3 separate regions of the Homo sapiens genome follow, and all the other regions are linked to region 1. The links are chromatin loops, found by intact Hi-C in ENCODE. Cell type or tissue: mammary epithelial cell. All regions are shown on one strand.

Region 1 (2,500 bases):
GCAGCTGAGGCCCAGAGAGGGAAAGAGAGACTGGTTTAAGTAATGCCAAAAGAACTAGAACTTGAAAACCCGAGTTTTCTGTTGACTGGTCCTTAATAATTTTACTCTACCACCCTAAAATATGATCACCATCCTTGCGGGAAACATCTAATTTCTGCTTTAAAAAGTCCACCCCTTCCATGATGTCCTCTTGACTGCCCTCTCTCCTTAAGTCTGATACCACTTTACTATTTTTTCCTTGTATGGATTGTGCTTTTGTGGAAATTTTTATTTTCTCTCTTGTATCGTGATTATCAGGACAGGAGCCAAGCCGGCTTCAATCTTTGTTCTTATTTCCCCTCCCCAAGCGACATCTGAGCAACTGTCACACTTAAGGAAGCCTCGGACAAGTTGGGTTCGAACCTGTTGGCTTGCTGCATTGAGAGACACCTTTGTGTACTGCAATAAAAATTCTTACTTTTCGGGCCACGTGAATGCATTTATGCTGTAAGAACTACGTGAGGTCAGTTACTGTTTGATTGCGGAGTTTTGTAGGTAGGAGGCACGGAACAGTAGCAACAATTTACTAAGAGAAAATCTATAGGAATTGGAACAGGGCCCTGCGGTCCGCAGGGCAGCGGGGGGCGGGCTGGGGCGGGGCTGCGCAGTGGTGCTGCGCGCGGAGCTCTGTTGCCGGAACTGGTCCGAGTCGTGCGCCGGGCCGCGCGCAGCCCCGCCCCGCCCCGCCCCGCCCCCTTCCCCCTCGGGGTGGAAACAAAGGGGGTTCGGCGCGCGGTGCGGAGCCTGGGGGAAAAGGGAGGAGCGCTCCGGTGGTCTGGCGCGCTGGGCTCGCTAGGTTTGTGCTGGCGAGGGGACGGGGTGGGACGGGCGACCCGGACCCAAGAAGTGGGAGGACCGCGCGTGTCGCGGCCTAGCGGCGAGGGGAGTCGCCTGCGCGCGCAGCGGAGGCCAGTGCGCCGGCGCATAGGGAGCCCGGGTCTGTGATCGCCGAGGCGGGGTGAGGCGGGGTGCGGCGGGGCGCGGCGGGGCGGGGAGGGGCGTGGCCGGGCCGGGCCCCTAGTGCGGTGTTGCGGGACGGGGCCGAGGCCCGGTCGGTTGGGGCGTGGGGGCGGAGAGGATGGAGCCTCCGAGGCGTTAGGCGACTCTGTCATCTCTGGGCGTGCAGCCGTCGTTTCCTGGCGCGGCCCGTGTGATGGTGCCGGGAGGAAGGAAGCGCAGTGACAGTGCCTAAGTTGGAGCCGGGGTTCCGGGGGTGAGGAGGCCCGCGGACGGCGGATCTGGCGAGCTGGCCGCGGGCTGGGCGAGCAGTCACAATAGGAGGCGGCGGCCCAGCGAGGATCCGCGGGAGCTGCCCGGCAGGGCGGAGCCTCCCCTCGCAGGTACTGGCCGCCGCGGCCGTTGGCTGCAGCGCGAGGGCGGGACGGGCTGCGGGCCGTTGAGAGCCTGCGGGGCCGCGCCCGAGTCTTGGGCTAAGGTTTGCCTCGGCCGCCCGGCGCTCTTTGTTCCCGCGGTGGCGAGGAGGCGCGGTCTCAGCTCGCGGAGCCGCCGGCCCGCTGCCCGGCAGATGGCCTCGCTCTCTCGCTCCCTCCCTTTTTGCCGAGACGCAGGTGAAATGATGTCACCCAGGAGAACGCGGAACCCGGTCGAAAGGGTCCTCTCTGGCGTCCTTCTGCTTCCGTGGGTTTCTGGATAGGCTGCGTTTTGTTCTCAGGGGATGCAAGTTCTTCCTTTCAGGGTTGAAGCGTGAGAGAGGTTGGTTTTTGAAACGGGAGTGTTTCAGGTTATTGAGGTCCAAAAAGAAATAAAGTTTTTGTTTACGTCTGTATGGCTTGTAAGGTAAAGTATTTTTCTTTGTGTTGCAAAAATGATATATGCTATTATTCAGTAAAAGTTGGGTATGCTAATTCTACCGTAAGTAGAAACACACACATGTAATTATTGCCACCATTATATGAATTGCCATTTCTTTTTTCTTAAGCGGTGGACTTAACGTATGAAAACTTAAATGTATACAAAGCTCATAATACAGTTGTTACCTTAGAGTTGCAAGTCTGCTGTATTCTGTTTGGCCTTGATTGCGAGTGTTGTTATACTTGAAAATTTACCGTAAATTTTTTTCAATAGCAAACAAACCTTGTATGTAGGCTTTAAAAAAAATTCCCTTTTATAGGGACAGTTGGAATCGAAGTAAAATTGTTCCTATCTTCAGGGAACACCGTCTAATGGAAGAAATAGAACTTTTGTAGAGATAATACGAAACCACATACATATAGATGTCAGATCAGGTGTGGGAAGCTGGGACACACTTGGAATAAAAAGATGAAATTTCTGACTGGAAGTTTACCTGGGAATTGTGTCACTTCAGATACTCCTTTCTCTGGGGTTTATAAATATATATTTATAATATATTTATTTATAATATGGTATTATATAATATATTATATATATTTATAATATGGTATATTTCACCTTTTGCAAACCTGCTAATCATACATTGTTC
Region 2 (2,500 bases), 150 kb after region 1:
TCCCGAGTAGCTGGGACTACAGGTACCCGCCACCACGCCCAGCTAATTTTTTTTTTTGTATTTTTTAGTAGAGACGGGGTTTCACCACGTTAGCCAGGATGGTCTTGATCTCCTGACCTCGTGATCTGCCCACCTCGGCCTCCCAAAGTGCTGGGATTACAGGCGTAAGCCACCACTCCCAGCCTTGGAGTTTCTTAACTCTGGATATACCAATGGGAGAGTCACACATAAGTGGAGGTGCAAAAAAAGATTAAGAATCACTGTACTAAATAGTGGTTAAGGACTTGAAACTGAAAATTTCTATTTCTGATTTAGAGAAGTTTAAAGTTTAGTTATATCTAGGAGTTATTCTGATTATAAAGTTTTTATTTTGGCAATTTCAGGAACTCTATTTTAAGAACCTCTCAAAACGAAACAAGCAAATCATGGAGAAGAATGGAAATAACCGAAAGCTGCGGGTTTGTGTTGCTACTTGTAACCGTGCAGATTATTCTAAACTTGCCCCGATCATGTTTGGCATTAAAACCGAACCTGAGTTCTTTGAACTTGATGTTGTGGTACTTGGCTCTCACCTGATAGATGACTATGGGTAAGATGAAAGCATTTTCTTATTCTTCATTGCAACAGTGTGCTAGAAGGAGCTTGGGTTTTGTAGCCATATGGGCCCAGCTTCAAATTCCTGTTCTGCTGCTTAGTTTTTATGTGGCCTTAGAGTAGTCACTTAGCATCTCTGAGCCTCAGTTTCCTCATTATATAATGTAGTGAAAACTTATATTGTAAATTATTGTGAGGAATGGAGATCATGATATAGAGCATCCATCACAATGATGCCGCTTAGTAGATGATTGATAAATGGTAGCTATAAATAATATTACTGTTTGTTATTAGTTGTTACATTCAAACAAATGCCACTTATAAATACATATTGTATGAGTATAATAATGTGATTCCATGTAAACTGTTTTGTGAGCTGTAATGGCAATCTTTAAAACTGGTTTATAGGCCAACAGCATATAAAGTAGTAGATATGGAACAAGATTTTAAAAATCTAATCTGCAAGGTAAAGTAGAGAGTTACATTACTGTCACCATTGACATTTATTTTGCTGACATTAGGTTTGTTATTAATCACAGGCTACATTTAAAAAGTGAAAGTTGGGCCGGGCACGGTGGCACATGCCTATAATCCCAGCACTCTGGGGGGCTGAGGTGGGTGGATCACCTGAGGTCAGGAATTTGAGACCAGCCTGGCCAACATGGTGAAACCCTATCTCTACGAAAAATACAAAAAAAAAAAAAATTAGCCAGTTGTGGTGGCGCATGCCCGTAGTCCTAGCTACTCGGGAGGCTGAGGCAGGAGAATCACTTGAACCCGGGAGGCGGAGGTTGCAATGAGCTGAGATCACACCACTGCACTCCAGCCTGGGCAACAAGAGTGAGACTCCGTCTCAAAAAAAAAAAAAGCAAAGGTTGAATAATCTGAGAGAACAAGGCGTATTACATACATCTTGATGTATGTAATAAAAAGTCATTTAGTGCACCCTTGTGGCATGAATATATTAATGCAGTCTCCAAAGAGGATCACAAATACAATACTGTATCTGAAAGAACCTTGCGTTAAAATAAAATTGTCCTTTTCAGACTATTCTTTAAAAACAAGGTGGGAATTCGCTACTAGGAAATACTTAAAGAGTAGAGAAGAAACTTAATGGATAGCTCAGGGATCCACAGATTTTTTTTTTTTTTTTTTTTTTTGAGACGGAGTTTTGCTCTTGTTGCCCAGGCTGGAGTGCAGTGGCGTGATCTCGGCTCACTGCAACTTCCACCTCCCGGGTTCAAGTGATTCTCCTGCCTTAGCCTTCCGAGTAGCTGGGATTACAGGCATGCGCCACCATGCCCGGCTAATTTTGTATTTTTAGTAGAGACGGGGTTTCTCCATGTTGGTCAGGCTGGTCTCAAACTCCCAACCTCAGGTGATCCACCTGCCTCCGCCTCCCAAAGTGCTGGGATTACAGGTGTGAGCCACTGCGTCCGTCCAGATTTTTTTTTAATATAAAATGAATTCTGGCTATTTAGGAGCATCCTCTCAGTAGAACAGAAATTTTAGCTAGAGCCTGAGATGAAAGTTTGAGTGGGTTCTTTTACTGCTCTGAGAAAGCTTTGACAGGAAGACTAGTGGAAGAGAGGCTCTCAGGGAAATGGTAGTAGGTTTTTTATCTGCCTACCACAGTTACCAAGGGTGGAAGAATAGTGTTTATCTGATGAGACCGTTAAATAGGAAATTTGACTAGTACTTAATGAAAATGCATGTTTAAGGTACATTCTAACACAAGAAATTGGTTGCTTCTTGGGAGAAGAATTGGATGACTGGGAGACAAAAGTGAGAGACTTTTCACCATGAAATGTTTTCTTAAAGAAAAAAGGTTTGGCCAGGCACGGTGGCTCACACCTGTAATCCCAGCACTTTGGGAGGACGAGGCGGGCGGATCACGAGGTCAAGA
Region 3 (2,500 bases), 63 kb after region 1:
AACCTGTTAATTCAGCTTGACTTCTCATATGTGTTCTGTGTTCAAGCTCCTGTGGGCAACTCAATTGTTTTAAGAAAACTCTATTTCTGTTCATATTAATTCACTTGCCAGACTCCAATTCTGAAAGTTGTCTAGTTCTTCCTTCATCACACGTGCTTCTCATCGAAACCCTGGTTTCAGGATGGATCAAGTGCTGTTACAGCTCATGTTCCTTAGACCTGATTTGTTTTGATATTTTACTGCCTTTCCTTTTAATTTTTGTTTGAATGAGAAAAGTTTAATACAACAGGTGTCCAGAATACTTGCAGTATAAATGAAGATTTGGTTTTTGTATAAAAAAATAATGCTGTTAAACAGGAGTTGACCTTCATTTAGTTGATGTAATACATAGCTGTATGGGGTTTTTTTTAGTAAGTTCTTTGAGCATAATTCACTTTAAAGTCATTTTTCCAGCAATGTTTAAATTACTTTCTCATTCTTTTAGTGTATTCAACATTGTCTGCCTCTTCCTGCAGTTGATGTAATTGCTTTGTTTGCAATAGCACAAGCTGCATTATTCCAGTCAGGACTGTGATAACTTGCTGCCAGCCCCACTCAACTTTCAGTTGGCTCTGTGTCAGTTTTCCATTCAGTGTTAACTACTTGTTACTGCCATGCTGCTTGCCCTCCCTTGAAGTGTCTATAAGCTCATCACAGCCTAGAGTTAAGTAAAGTCAATTCACAGAAGCACAATTTTGCCCTTTGCGAGACATTGTTGCCTCTATCTAGTCCTACAAGTAGGGTTTTGCATACTGTGTTTGCCCCTAGGGTTGTCAGTGCATCAGAAATACTTCTAAATAGTGGTAAAAATGCACATGGTTAATGCACATGTTACTTTTAAATCATTAGGATATCCCTCACCTGTTCCTGATGAATAAAAAGTGTGTTAAAGACCAAAATTCTTGGCATAATAATCAGCTACATACAAATCACATATAGTTTAATCTTTTTTAATGAAAAAAAATCATGTTTAAAATGGCAAAAGCCCATCTTATACACTTTTATATAGCTGCAAAAAATTTATATCTGTACAGATCTAACACTACGACACTCAGTATTCATTTTATTGAAGCATGCAAGTAAAGCACTTTTTCTAATTTATATAGAGGTATCTAATTAACACAGCACATTGTACTAATGACTAGGAGTAGCAGCTTTTTCTTCTCTCCCTCTATGAATTCTTATAATGTCCCTTTTTCTGTAAGTTTTTGAGAGGCAATTGGCAATTTAGGAGGCAGCAGGGTCTGTTTTGGTCAAATCTTGAATTTCGTTGTTGCACTCTAGTGACTGATCTTTGGGAATGTCTTGTCTTTGCATGGGGCTCATAGAGATGTGTGCAGACTTGCTTATTGTGGTTAGTGTGTATCAGGAACACACACACAGGTGTTCTGACCAGCTCAGGCTTGCCACAGTGAGCAACTCTGTGGCTAGCAAAAGAGAAGTTTATTTGTGCCCAGCCATTGGTCACCTTGGGTGATGCACCAGATAGCAGGCAGATGTTGGTTCATTGGCCTTCGTCCTCTTTCCTCCTAAAATAATATTGGCTTTACCATCTTAACTCAGCTGTGGGTTTTTTGTGGGTTCTTGTTTGTTTTTTGGCATGAATTGTCATCTTTGGTGTTTTTTTAACCCCCAGCCCCTCAAAAAAATAAGGCCTCCAGGTATCAAGATCTCATATTAGGATTTTCTGTCCTTAATTTTTTGAGCAAAATCTGGAAAATGTGAAAGCATATTTAGATTTTATATACTATCTGAAATGTGATTTGTTAAGATTCTTAAATTTGGGCCTCTTAGAATAATTTTGAATGAGATCTACCGACTCACTTGTGAGAATATTTTTCACAGATTATCTTTGGGCCTTTTCATTAGAAAGCTGTTTGTTTGTCCCCCTGTTGGTACATTTGGTTACCTCATTTTGCCGTTTCAGATTGTGAAAGCTCACAGGGGTGTTTTTTGGAATCATTTGCTGAGTCATTTTCTCAAATCATATTCCATTGTATCAGTTAACATATAGTTTTAAATGTATGTATTATAAATATCTGTAACCAAATCATTTGAAGGCTTGATAAATTTTTAACAAAGTTTGTACATTTTTTATGAAAGTTACTAGTAATGCTTTACTAAGTAGTGCAATGAATTTTTATTTTTAATCCCTGTGCCCAATTTTGGAGTTGAGAGGGTTGTTGGTAATAAATGTATGATGTACACTTAAAACATCTGTTGTGTTTCATGTCACTGTGTTAGGGATGGGGAAGGGTTGTATATGCATGGGGATGGAGAGATAGATAGCAGCAGGAAGATAGAGCTGGGTTGAATTACTGGCTGCCAGATTCTGTATTTCTGCATTTGTGTAAACAACTTAGAAATGCAAAAGTAACTAGCGTTGTAACATATGGTACATATTTATATATTTTATATATATATATATATATATATTTTTTTTTTTTTTTTTTTTTGAGAC

What was found. Hi-C counts contacts between places; a loop is a spot of excess contacts. Peaks named below come from ENCODE experiments on the same cell type or tissue, not always from the same donor. Only the 100,000 strongest peaks of a DNase experiment are listed, where the experiment ranks them.
Region 2: it touches region 1 in a loop (5-fold over the local background); 17 of 110 quality-filtered maps call a loop at or near these places.
Region 3: it touches region 1 in a loop (8-fold over the local background); 2 of 110 quality-filtered maps call a loop at or near these places.

The regions. Positions count from the first base shown.
Region 1 is chr9:36,399,433-36,401,932 of GRCh38, reverse strand. It overlaps RNF38 (ring finger protein 38), which reads left to right and starts at 1,664. Exons shown (of 12, transcript NM_022781.5): 1 at 1,664-1,836. The coding sequence starts at 1,825. LOC124902152 (a long non-coding RNA gene) reads left to right here. Exons shown (of 2, transcript XR_007061475.1): 1 at 1-39; 2 at 348-468. RefSeq lists silencers at 605-1,064, 1,095-1,424 and an enhancer at 1,635-1,704. In mammary epithelial cell, no CTCF peak of the experiment used is centred here; DNase peaks (open chromatin) are centred at 1,002 and 1,422; H3K4me3 peaks cover 2,141 bases; H3K27ac peaks cover 2,001 bases.
Region 2 is chr9:36,247,281-36,249,780 of GRCh38, reverse strand. It overlaps GNE (glucosamine (UDP-N-acetyl)-2-epimerase/N-acetylmannosamine kinase), which reads left to right. Exons shown (of 12, transcript NM_005476.7): 2 at 384-589. The coding sequence starts at 426. Among named protein-coding and RNA genes, the nearest start is that of GNE, 9.9 kb to the left of the region's middle. In mammary epithelial cell, a CTCF peak has its summit at 1,551; no DNase peak of the experiment used is centred here.
Region 3 is chr9:36,336,153-36,338,652 of GRCh38, reverse strand. RNF38 (ring finger protein 38) reads left to right here. Exons shown (of 12, transcript NM_022781.5): 12 at 1-2,253. Among named protein-coding and RNA genes, the nearest start is that of RNF38, 63 kb to the left of the region's middle. In mammary epithelial cell, no CTCF peak of the experiment used is centred here; a DNase peak (open chromatin) is centred at 1,442; H3K27ac peaks cover 1,521 bases.